Linked DNA regions of Mus musculus: region 1 is linked to region 2. Evidence: chromatin contacts called from ENCODE POLR2A ChIA-PET data. All regions are on one chromosome and are shown on one strand. Each heading gives the region's core, a stretch centred on a gene start or an enhancer-like site at or near the end of the contact. The rest is flanking DNA. Distances are from core to core; before and after follow the strand shown.

What was found. ChIA-PET counts read pairs that join two places held with the same protein, here RNA polymerase II (POLR2A).
Region 1: POLR2A ChIA-PET joins it to region 2 with 28 read pairs in embryonic stem cell. The contact joins the promoter of Tacc2 here to the enhancer-like site in region 2. POLR2A ChIA-PET finds 5 or more read pairs at or near these places in 3 of 5 experiments (Patski and embryonic stem cell).

The regions. Positions count from the first base shown.
Region 1 is chr7:130,575,910-130,580,127 of GRCm38, forward strand. It overlaps Tacc2 (transforming, acidic coiled-coil containing protein 2), which reads left to right and starts at 1,529. Exons shown (of 22, transcript NM_001004468.3): 1 at 1,529-1,607. The coding sequence starts at 1,575.
Region 2 is chr7:130,646,203-130,651,041 of GRCm38, forward strand. The region is part of intron 3 of Tacc2 (transforming, acidic coiled-coil containing protein 2); the gene reads left to right. Among named protein-coding and RNA genes, the nearest start is that of Gm39098, 2.7 kb to the left of the region's middle. Within about 2 kb of position 3,214, at least 1 of the 3 ENCODE cell types and tissues checked has a DNase peak (open chromatin) inside an H3K27ac peak, as active enhancers do.

The DNA.
Region 1 (4,218 bases), core at 279-2,778, 72 kb before region 2:
ATTTAAGTGAGATATGAACATGTTAATCAGGATCTTGATTTCAGTATAATGAGTGTGCTTTCAGGTCCTGATAACGAGCCGGATTCTCTTCATTTAAGAGTTAGGAGCAAGAGACTTGAGCATGAGGCTGACTGACATTAGTGCCATGTCATACATTTTGAAGAGTTTCATTTTCGCAGTACCGGGGATCCAACCAAGGCCTTGAGTATTCTAGGCAAGGGCTCTTTCACTGAGCCACACCACTGGTCCCCAGACACATTGTAATTGGGTCTGCTCACAATACTTATATTCTATTGGTCAATGATTGTTCGGTATGCATAGTCTGTACTGGTTACTCCAAGTTAGTTGAATGACTAAGCAAGCCAACAGGTTTTTTTTTTTTAATTTATTAGTTTCTATTTGTTTTTTTGTGTGTGGGGACACACACACACACACACACACACACACACACACCTGGAGATATACTCCTGCTATAGCTCATTCCCAGGAATGAGAGGACAGCGTTCAAGAATCCTCTTCACTACTTACTATCAAGGCTAAGAAGGACCCTCTTGTTTGGGGCTCCCACTCCAGGCTAGCTAGCCTGCCAGCTTCCTTCCAGTCCTCTACCTCTTACTATAGGATTGCTGAGATCACAACCGCATGCAACCCCAGCAGACTTTTTATATGGGTTCTGGGCCTTGAACTCTGGTCCTTCCCACTGTGTGTATCTGGTGTTCTCTAAGGCACCAGCTTTAAATTAGGATCGTTTAAAGTTTCTATGGTTTGGTTTCTCCATAAAGAAAGAAAGTGAGCATGCCAGGTCGATCCCTGAAATCTAGCAAGTGATGTCAGGCAAGGGGTAGTGCCTCTCTGATAATTGTTAGGGCACATTTAAGTTAGGAGGATTGTTAATATGTCACTGAATGCCCCTCGGCAGCTTCATATGGGAACTTGTTCCTAGCCTGGCTCCCAGATCGTCATTTCCATCAGCAAGGAGCCCACATACACAGAAGTGAAGGTAAGTCGATGAGACAAGTGTTCAGAGGGAAGAATGAGAAAACCACGTTGTTGGAGAGTAGTAGGTTCACACCTCCTAATGTTTGACAGCAGGCTGCACTCTCACCAGCAGCGAGAAAGAGAAAGCAGCCGCACTGAGTTTCCTAACTGAGTATAGTTGGAAACAGAAAACCCTCCTGGGAGCGCTGTACCCCAGGCTACTTGGCATTTGCGGTTGGGGTGGAGGGAGTTGTCATTCGTTTGTGTATGTGCATATGTGTGCACGCTGGCGCTAACTCAGCTTCAGGAACAAACTTGCCTTTCAGAAGCTGCAGCCAACCCTGGGCGGGGAGTGAAAACACCAGCCCGTATTGGGAAAGATGTCTGGATGGCATGTTGCAAAAGAAAGCCCTTCCAAAGTGATTTTCCATGATGTGGCTGAAGAGATAAACATTCGCTGTCTGCCTCTGAGTTTGGGGAGATGAGCAGAAGAGAAAACCTCGGCTCTCCTTCCCCTTTCCAGGTGTTTATGCCCTTTCGTTTTTTCTAGTCACTCTGACCAACATTGCGAGGGACGCTGGGCACCCTGAGTCACCATGGGCAACGAGAACAGCACCTCGGACCACCAGGTGGGTTCAGGAAACTCTCTCCCACCTCCTGCTGTGCAGGTCTCACACTAGCCCCCCAACATCTCATCTCGATCGATCGATCGAGCGAGCGAGCGAGAGGCAAGGGAGGACAAGTCCTCGGCCTGGACCCATGTGACATACTTGTACCTGTGGGGCCATTCCTTCCTTACATTTTCAGAATTCCTTTAGTACCTCAGCAGCCCTGCTTTGTGAGTCCTGAGCACTCCCTTGTATCCTGTGCTTTTAAAACTGCTATAATGAGAAACGAGCACATTCCCTCCAGATTTTACCTACTCAGCAACTTCCACAGATGAGGCAGAGATTGAAATGATTTGCAAATGTGTGAATGCAGAGCTGATTTAATGCAAATAGTTGTTTCAGACAAGTTTTTCACAGTTGAAGTGGACTTTTCACTTCCTTCATGTAAGTCTAGGTTAATAATACACATCCAAGCTTTGCCAGTATTTACTTTAAGTTTGAGGATATTAGCTTAGTGCCATGGGGGGCGGGGGGGGGACGACACTTTCCTGTTGTCTCACAGGCCGTGACATTTTTGGATTAATGGTATGGGCCTCTTTGATTGCAGAAGTTAGATTTAAGAAGCAGCCTGCAGCTAGGGAATACCTTAGTTGAAGTGTGTGCTCCCTGAGTGTGTGGGCCAGAACTCAGTCCTACAGAACCTACATACAATTGTACAGAAGCCAGGTACAGAGGGAAGCACTTTTAATCCCAGCACTGGCGAGGTGGAGACAGGAGCACCCAGGGGAAGTTTTAGCTTCAGTGAGAGACCCTGTCTCAAAGAACAAGGTGGACAGTACTGAGGAATGACATCCAGCATTAAGAGTGTCCTACACACAAGTGAGCCCACACACGCATGCACACACACATACACACAGGCACACTTAAAAAAAATGCATTCTCACTTCTTCTTTCCAATCAATTTGGGAAGATTTTTTTTCCTCAGGCAGGAAAATATTAATTCAAAAAGAAAAAAAAAAATAAAGTGGCAAAATCCAGCAATTTTGGGTGTCAGGCCAGAAGCAATTAACAGTGGGTATGAGACAATAGGGAGAGGTAAGGACTGTGGCAAATAGGTGGGTTCTAGCCTAATGAATGCAGCTATCACCCGACTCCATCAGATTGTGGTCCTAGGCAAAAGTGGCCCAGTACAGTAAGATTTTCCTATTTGTTCTAAAGAAGTCAGAAGCCTGTAATTTTCTACCAAGTCTTTAATGGTTTTTGGCATGCACTTTATTTATTGTCTGGGTGGAGGCCAAGGGACAGCTTACAGCCGTCAGTTCTATCCTACCGCGTGGGTCCTGGGGACCAAACACAGAGGCCACCAAACTAGTCAGCAGGGGCCTTTGCCCACTGAACTGTCTTGGTGGCTCTTTGTTTATTTATTTTAGCCTTTTAATTTAAGATGGTGGCAAGTTTATGTATAGTTTTTAAAAAATACAAAGAGAGAGCCTCGAGGGTGACATCTTGCAAAGTTATTCTCCAGTTTCACCGTGGAGACAGATACTGAGATGGCCAAGCCCGAGGAGGCTGTCCATTGCCAGACTTTTCTTGCTGCCCTTTATAGCCACACCCACTCTGGCAACTGATAGTATTCTACACTTTACCATCTCAAGAATATTATAGATAGAGGGTCGGACGCTGTGTTATCTTTTAGAACTGGCAGATCTGGTTTCCCCCCCCCCCCCCCCCGCGGGCAGAATGCTCTCGCAACACACACACAAGCTATTGTGTATTGTTTTCTGCCACTATGAAGTTGTATTCCATGCCACAAAGATGGCAATCCAGTTCTCAGGTTGTCCCCTCTCCCTAAAGCATATTTGTTTTGTTTCTAGTTTTTGGCTATTTCACATGAAGTTGCCATGTGCATTTGTGTTCAGGCATGCACTTGTATGTGTATGTGTGGGTGTGTGTGTGTGTGTGTGTGTGTGTGTGTGTATGTGTGTGTAAGTGTGAGTGTGTGAGTGAGTGTATGTATGAGTATATGTAGGTAAGTGTGTGTGTGAGTGTAAGTATTGTGAATGTGAGTATGTGTGTGAGAGAGTGTATATGAGTGTGAGTGTGTGTGTGTGTATGTGTGAGTGTGAGTGTGAGTGTATGAGTGTGAGTGTGTGTGTTCATTTTCACTTCTCTGAGATAGATACCCAAGTGTTCAATGTCTGGCTCATACGATTGCATGTTTATTTCATAAAGATTTGTCCCAGTCATGGTGTTTCTCAGTCTCTGTGCCTTCTTACCTTCTTACCTTCCCACCAGTACACAATGAATGATCAGTTTCCTGCATCTGAGAAGCATCCATAGAGCTCTCTGGGACTGGAAGTCGATCACTGGAGAAGCTATGCATGCTGCACAGGTCACCATTGGCTAGTCACTTAGCAACCATCTCAGATGTCAGACCAACTACACTGCATGCTTGTCTTCAAGCTGTCCTCTCACAGCAGCCCAAGGTGACATCACACAAGGTGACATTACAGTGCCACCATGCACCTTTCTCCAATCATCCCGTAGACATTGTCATTTTACACCATCACACAGAGGGCACGCCCAGTCCAATAAGATCCTTGAGGTCTGGAGAGAGGTGAAGAGCGCTTGC
Region 2 (4,839 bases), core at 1,964-4,463:
GTCGCCGGCGCTCTCCCAGTCATTGGCCTTTTGTGCTGCAACTTTTCCCGAGCCCTTCGGGGAGCCCGCGCCCGCCCCGCGCCGTTGCCCCGGGAAAGTTTGCTTTTCCTGGGTCCTCCCGCGTAGGGACTGCGCCAGGCTCAGAGGACTCATCCTGTCCGGGGGACTCTGGTGGTTGTGTCCCGGGAGAAAGGCGGCTACGTTGAGGGCCAGCCCTGATCATCCCGGGTAAGTGCGCAGTGGTGACTGCGGGCGCACGTGGGGTCAGGGAGGAGACACAGGACCCCAAGACCTTGGCCGCCAGACAAAGCCGTGCTAGAAGGGGCTGCGAAGCTCCTTTCAGCTTTCCTAAGAGGGACTTGTGTCGGCTCTGAAAGTAGCAAAGTACATTTTTGTGTTCCCTGCTGGCAGCGGCGTGTATCTGTCAGGGAACTGGCGGGACCCAAGCGTCTGTCTGGAGGCTGGTTCCCCCAAGTGGGCCACCAGGAGTCAGCGCCTGTGGGCGGAGTGTTGGGGTCCTCCAGGTTTCCGGGGGAGGGGGTTATCCCTGACCAGAGGCTGCCTCTTGCCATCTCTACTGGGCTCTTTTTCCTAGTCGTGTTGGTTATGCCGGGGGGGGGGGGTCTCTTGGGGGGGGGCATCTTTGGCGGTCATGTTGATGAGTGTGGATGAGTCTTAAAGATCTGCACAGGATTTCCTCCGAGTTTGAGACTTTTAAATTCTCGAACAGTTACGTCAGCGGGGCCGAGCGCACTTCTGGGCTCCAGGGCGGCACGTGACCCAGCCGAGCTTCCCTCTAGGCGTCCTTTGGCTCAGCTAGGCTGCCACCGGGTTCTCTTACTTTGGGTGTTGTGCACAGGCAGCTTCAGACGTGCTGTGATTGCCTAGGAACACGCCTCTATATACCTGCTGTTTTCTTAAGTCCCGCGTTGGTCTTTTCTTAAAAAGTGGCGACTCGATACACGGTTGTCTTATGGTGTCAAATGGAGAGAGACATTTGTGGTAGCTGGTAGAAATAGAAACACCGGAGGGGAGAGGAAAGGGCTTGCTGAATGGGTTTACATGTGCCCTGTGATCACCCCAGGTCCCCATTGAACAGTCCGTTCAATGAGGGGTCCCAGGGCAGACTCCTATTTGTTTTATCCCAGAGGAAAGCACAGTTCTCTTATGAGGCAGAGAGAGCTCCCGATCCATTTCTCTGATACCCTGTAGAGTGGCCACATTTAAAAAGGGGCCACACTTTCTTTTATATGGAGCAATGACTTTGGCTGGTTTACATCCATTCAGATCTACATGTAGATTTTAGTGGTGAGTCCCAACTTATGCTTTTGGGCTGACAGTTTGAATGTGGAAGGGAGACTAGGGCTGGCTGGCTGTGCTGGCCAGCGCGTGGAAGGATTTTCATGGGTCTCTTCTTCACAGGCCCAGCCCTGTCCTGGGCGTTTTTCTCTAAGGAGACTTGGAGCAGGATATAATCCGGCAGCTGGCCCCTTATACAGTCACTAGGGTGGACTCAGTCTCTAGGCCACCTCCTTCTTCTGATGCCACTCAAACGTTAGGTCCCAAGCTAGGTGCAGTGCCGTGTGCCCTTAATCACAGCTCTGTGGCATGGTATGTTGAATATGGTAGCCAGCATTTAAGACCCATCTTAAAAGAAACAGTTAGCTCAAGCCTCAGAGTATGTTCATGGAGTATGGCCTGCTTATATTCCAGTCATTCATACCCAGGCATCTTTGCTTACGGAAGTCTGCAGATCAGTTCTTGGGGCCTCTGTGAAACCTAGATAGAATTAGTCCTTCCCCTCTGTTGCCAGTGCATGGACTATTTAAACTGAAAGGACACTTTAAGATCAAGGTTTCCCGTAACAGATTTGAAAAAGAAGCATGGACGTGCAGGGTCTCAACTAGGATTGCATTCCAAAGTGGGGCTCCAACACAGGACCCCAGACTCCTGACCTGGTTGTGTAGGTGTCACAGCACAGGCAGCCTCTGGTTTTATTTGGTATTGCATTGGTGTTGTTTGTTTGTTGTTTCTATGGAGACAGACTCTGCATGAGGAAACGACATATCTAGCATCTAGTTTACAGAACTACTTCCATAAAAACTGGCAGGGTTCTGGAGAGGGGGTGGTTGGTGGCAGTTGAATGACTTCAAGACTGTAAGGTCATGTGTGTGTGTGCATGCGTGTGACAGAGAGAGAGAGAGAGAGAGAGAGAGAGAGAGAGAGAGAGAGAGAGAGAGAGCACAGGTGCATCTGTATCTGATGGGCAGACTTTGATAGGGGTCAGCACCCCTTGGAAGGAATATCTAGAAACACAGAAGGGTATTTCTGGTTGCCTTGGTGACCAAGTGCACTATAGGCACATGGTGGGTGTGGGTCAAGGGCACTTTGCATGGGACAGGCCTGAACAACCGGGAATCGGGAATTGCTACTCCAAGTAGCAGTAGTGGCCTAAGTGGAGGACTCTGCCAAGGTCACAGGAATTCAAAAGATACTTTTTAGGAGGATGTGGAAACAAACCTATCTATGGCAGCCAGGTTCTAAGCTGTAGTGTGGATGAAGCTAGAAGACAAGGAAGGTGTAGCGGAGAGCATTGGCAAGATGCTGATGGGGCTAGCAGACAAGGAGAGTGTAGTGGAGAGCATCGGCATGCATGTGTGCACATGGATGTGTGTTTTCCTGGGATTTGGTCCCTTGGCCCAGAACACGGTCCTTGGATCATCATGGTTGGGTCTGGCAGACTCCTGCACCTGCGCACAGACAATCAGAAAGTTTGAGAAGTTGACAGAGTCAGTGGCTGAGGTTGTCCAGAGGAGCAAATCTAAGAAAGAGAAGGCTCACAGCCAGGTCACTGGGTCTCTCCCATTGTGACCAAGGTCTGTGAAACCCAGCTTGGGGATGGATCTTTTGCTGCCTCTGCCCCAGTGAGGTCACAGACCTTGGTTTATAATCTGAACAATCATTTTCACAGCGACTCCCTTGGATGACAAAACATTGTAACAGATTATGAAATAATTTGAGAGACGTGAGAGGCATGAAAACAAAGACTCAGGAGAAACAAAGGTTTGCCAGGCAGGGCCTCTAAAATTAGAGCAATGGTCTCCAGAAAACATAGTAATTGCTGGTGGTGGAGGCTCCATTCTGGACGTGGGGGAGGGGCTCAGCACCACCCTGCTCTCCGTCTCCCCTGTGTACTCTGTTACAGGGTTTCAGCTTCTCGTCTAGCTAATGGATTCAGGCGTGCCAGTTAAGAGAAAGCAAAGTTCTCGAGACTCATTTCCCCTGGGGCGGGAGGGGCAGTGTAGAGATTGCCAAGGATTTAGAGACAAAGACTCAATCGTACCAGCCCTGCCTCCCCTCTTACCAGCTGTGTGACCTTGGGGGAGTCATGGACCATCTAGGGGGCCTCTTCTCTTTAGTCAATAGTAGGGGTAGTTATCCTGGCCCCTCTGCTTCATGGAGCTGTGGTCTGTTGGTGAAGCCGCATACATGAAGACACTGGCAAACTGTAGAGTGCTTTGCAAAGGAACAGTACCCTGTGTTAGTAGTTTCTACCTCACAGGTGCCTGCTTATTGGCGGTATGTTTCCTGGTATCTGCTATAGCCTGTGGTTATTATTATTATTAGGTATTATTGTAAAGTGTAAGCAAGGGGCCGCACACATTCGAAGCTACTGACTGGCCTCACTCTCTAGGAGCAAGGTAGCTGGGATCCTGTATGCTTTCTCTAGATGAGGTCCAAATAAAGTGTGTGGAACCTGATTCTGCTCACAGAGGACAAATCTGGGTAGAAAGAGACAGAAAGAGAAAGCTGTTGCTCCGTTGGTTGACTTCTGCACTGTCTTCAGCCCTATTGGTTCTTCTCATTTGGGGTCATGTCCGTAGTAGCCCCCCCCCCCCCCCAAATCCATGAGCCATCTCAGTGTCTGCCATTTAGACTTAAAAGCAAGCGATCACCATTCTTGGATTTGAGGGCATGGAGGCTTCAATCATACCTGTTTTGAGCACATTCTGGACAATGTTCCGTTCAGTTGCATCTATTCCCCTCTTCCTGGTATTGTGCACGCAGCCCTTCCTTAGCCCCAGGCTTCTGTGGCTTTTGGTTGTCCAGCTCCCCTCTTCCCACCACAGGGAAAGGCCATGTTATGTTACCTCTTCCACTTGACTGAACTGTGTTCATCTCCCAAGTTACCTGGCCTAGGAGTCTGTTTTCTAAACATACCTGCTTATAGTACCAGAGCCCTAAGATCAGATCTGGCTCTGTGAGGTCCTGCTGGCTTTGGGGAGACTCCCATGGTTTGAGGGAACATTTTGGTTTCAGAAGAGATGATTGCTTTCTGGGGTGATTGCCTTCAAGCCTCAGTGTTCTTGGCATTTGGAAAATATCCTAGGCTTTTCTTGGTGTCTTCGGCCTTGAAGTGGGCCAAGAGAGGGCCAGTAAACTTAGTACCAATCAACCTTGTGTAACTAACTTTCAGACAGATGCTCCTTAAATGAGTCGCATGTTTACCTGTGGAGTTGAGCAGGAATCAGATCCAGAGATGACTCCAGCCAAGACAGACAGCATAGGCCCAAGTGAGAAGTCAGGGCTTTTAGCCAAAGCTGCATCTCAGGCTCTGTTCCCAGGATGTCCTGTGATCTGCCTGCTCAAAGTCTGTCCTTGAAGTCTGACAAGACCCTGCCTCATATTTCTCTGAGCTCATCACTCAGAGTTCCGTAGAACATTTCCCCAGCGGCTCCTTGCTGGGTCAGGGAATAGGCCCTCTCGTCTCTCGGAGAAGTATTTACTTCACTTAAGGATGGAACCTTCTTGTGTGACAAGGAGAAAACCAAGTAATTT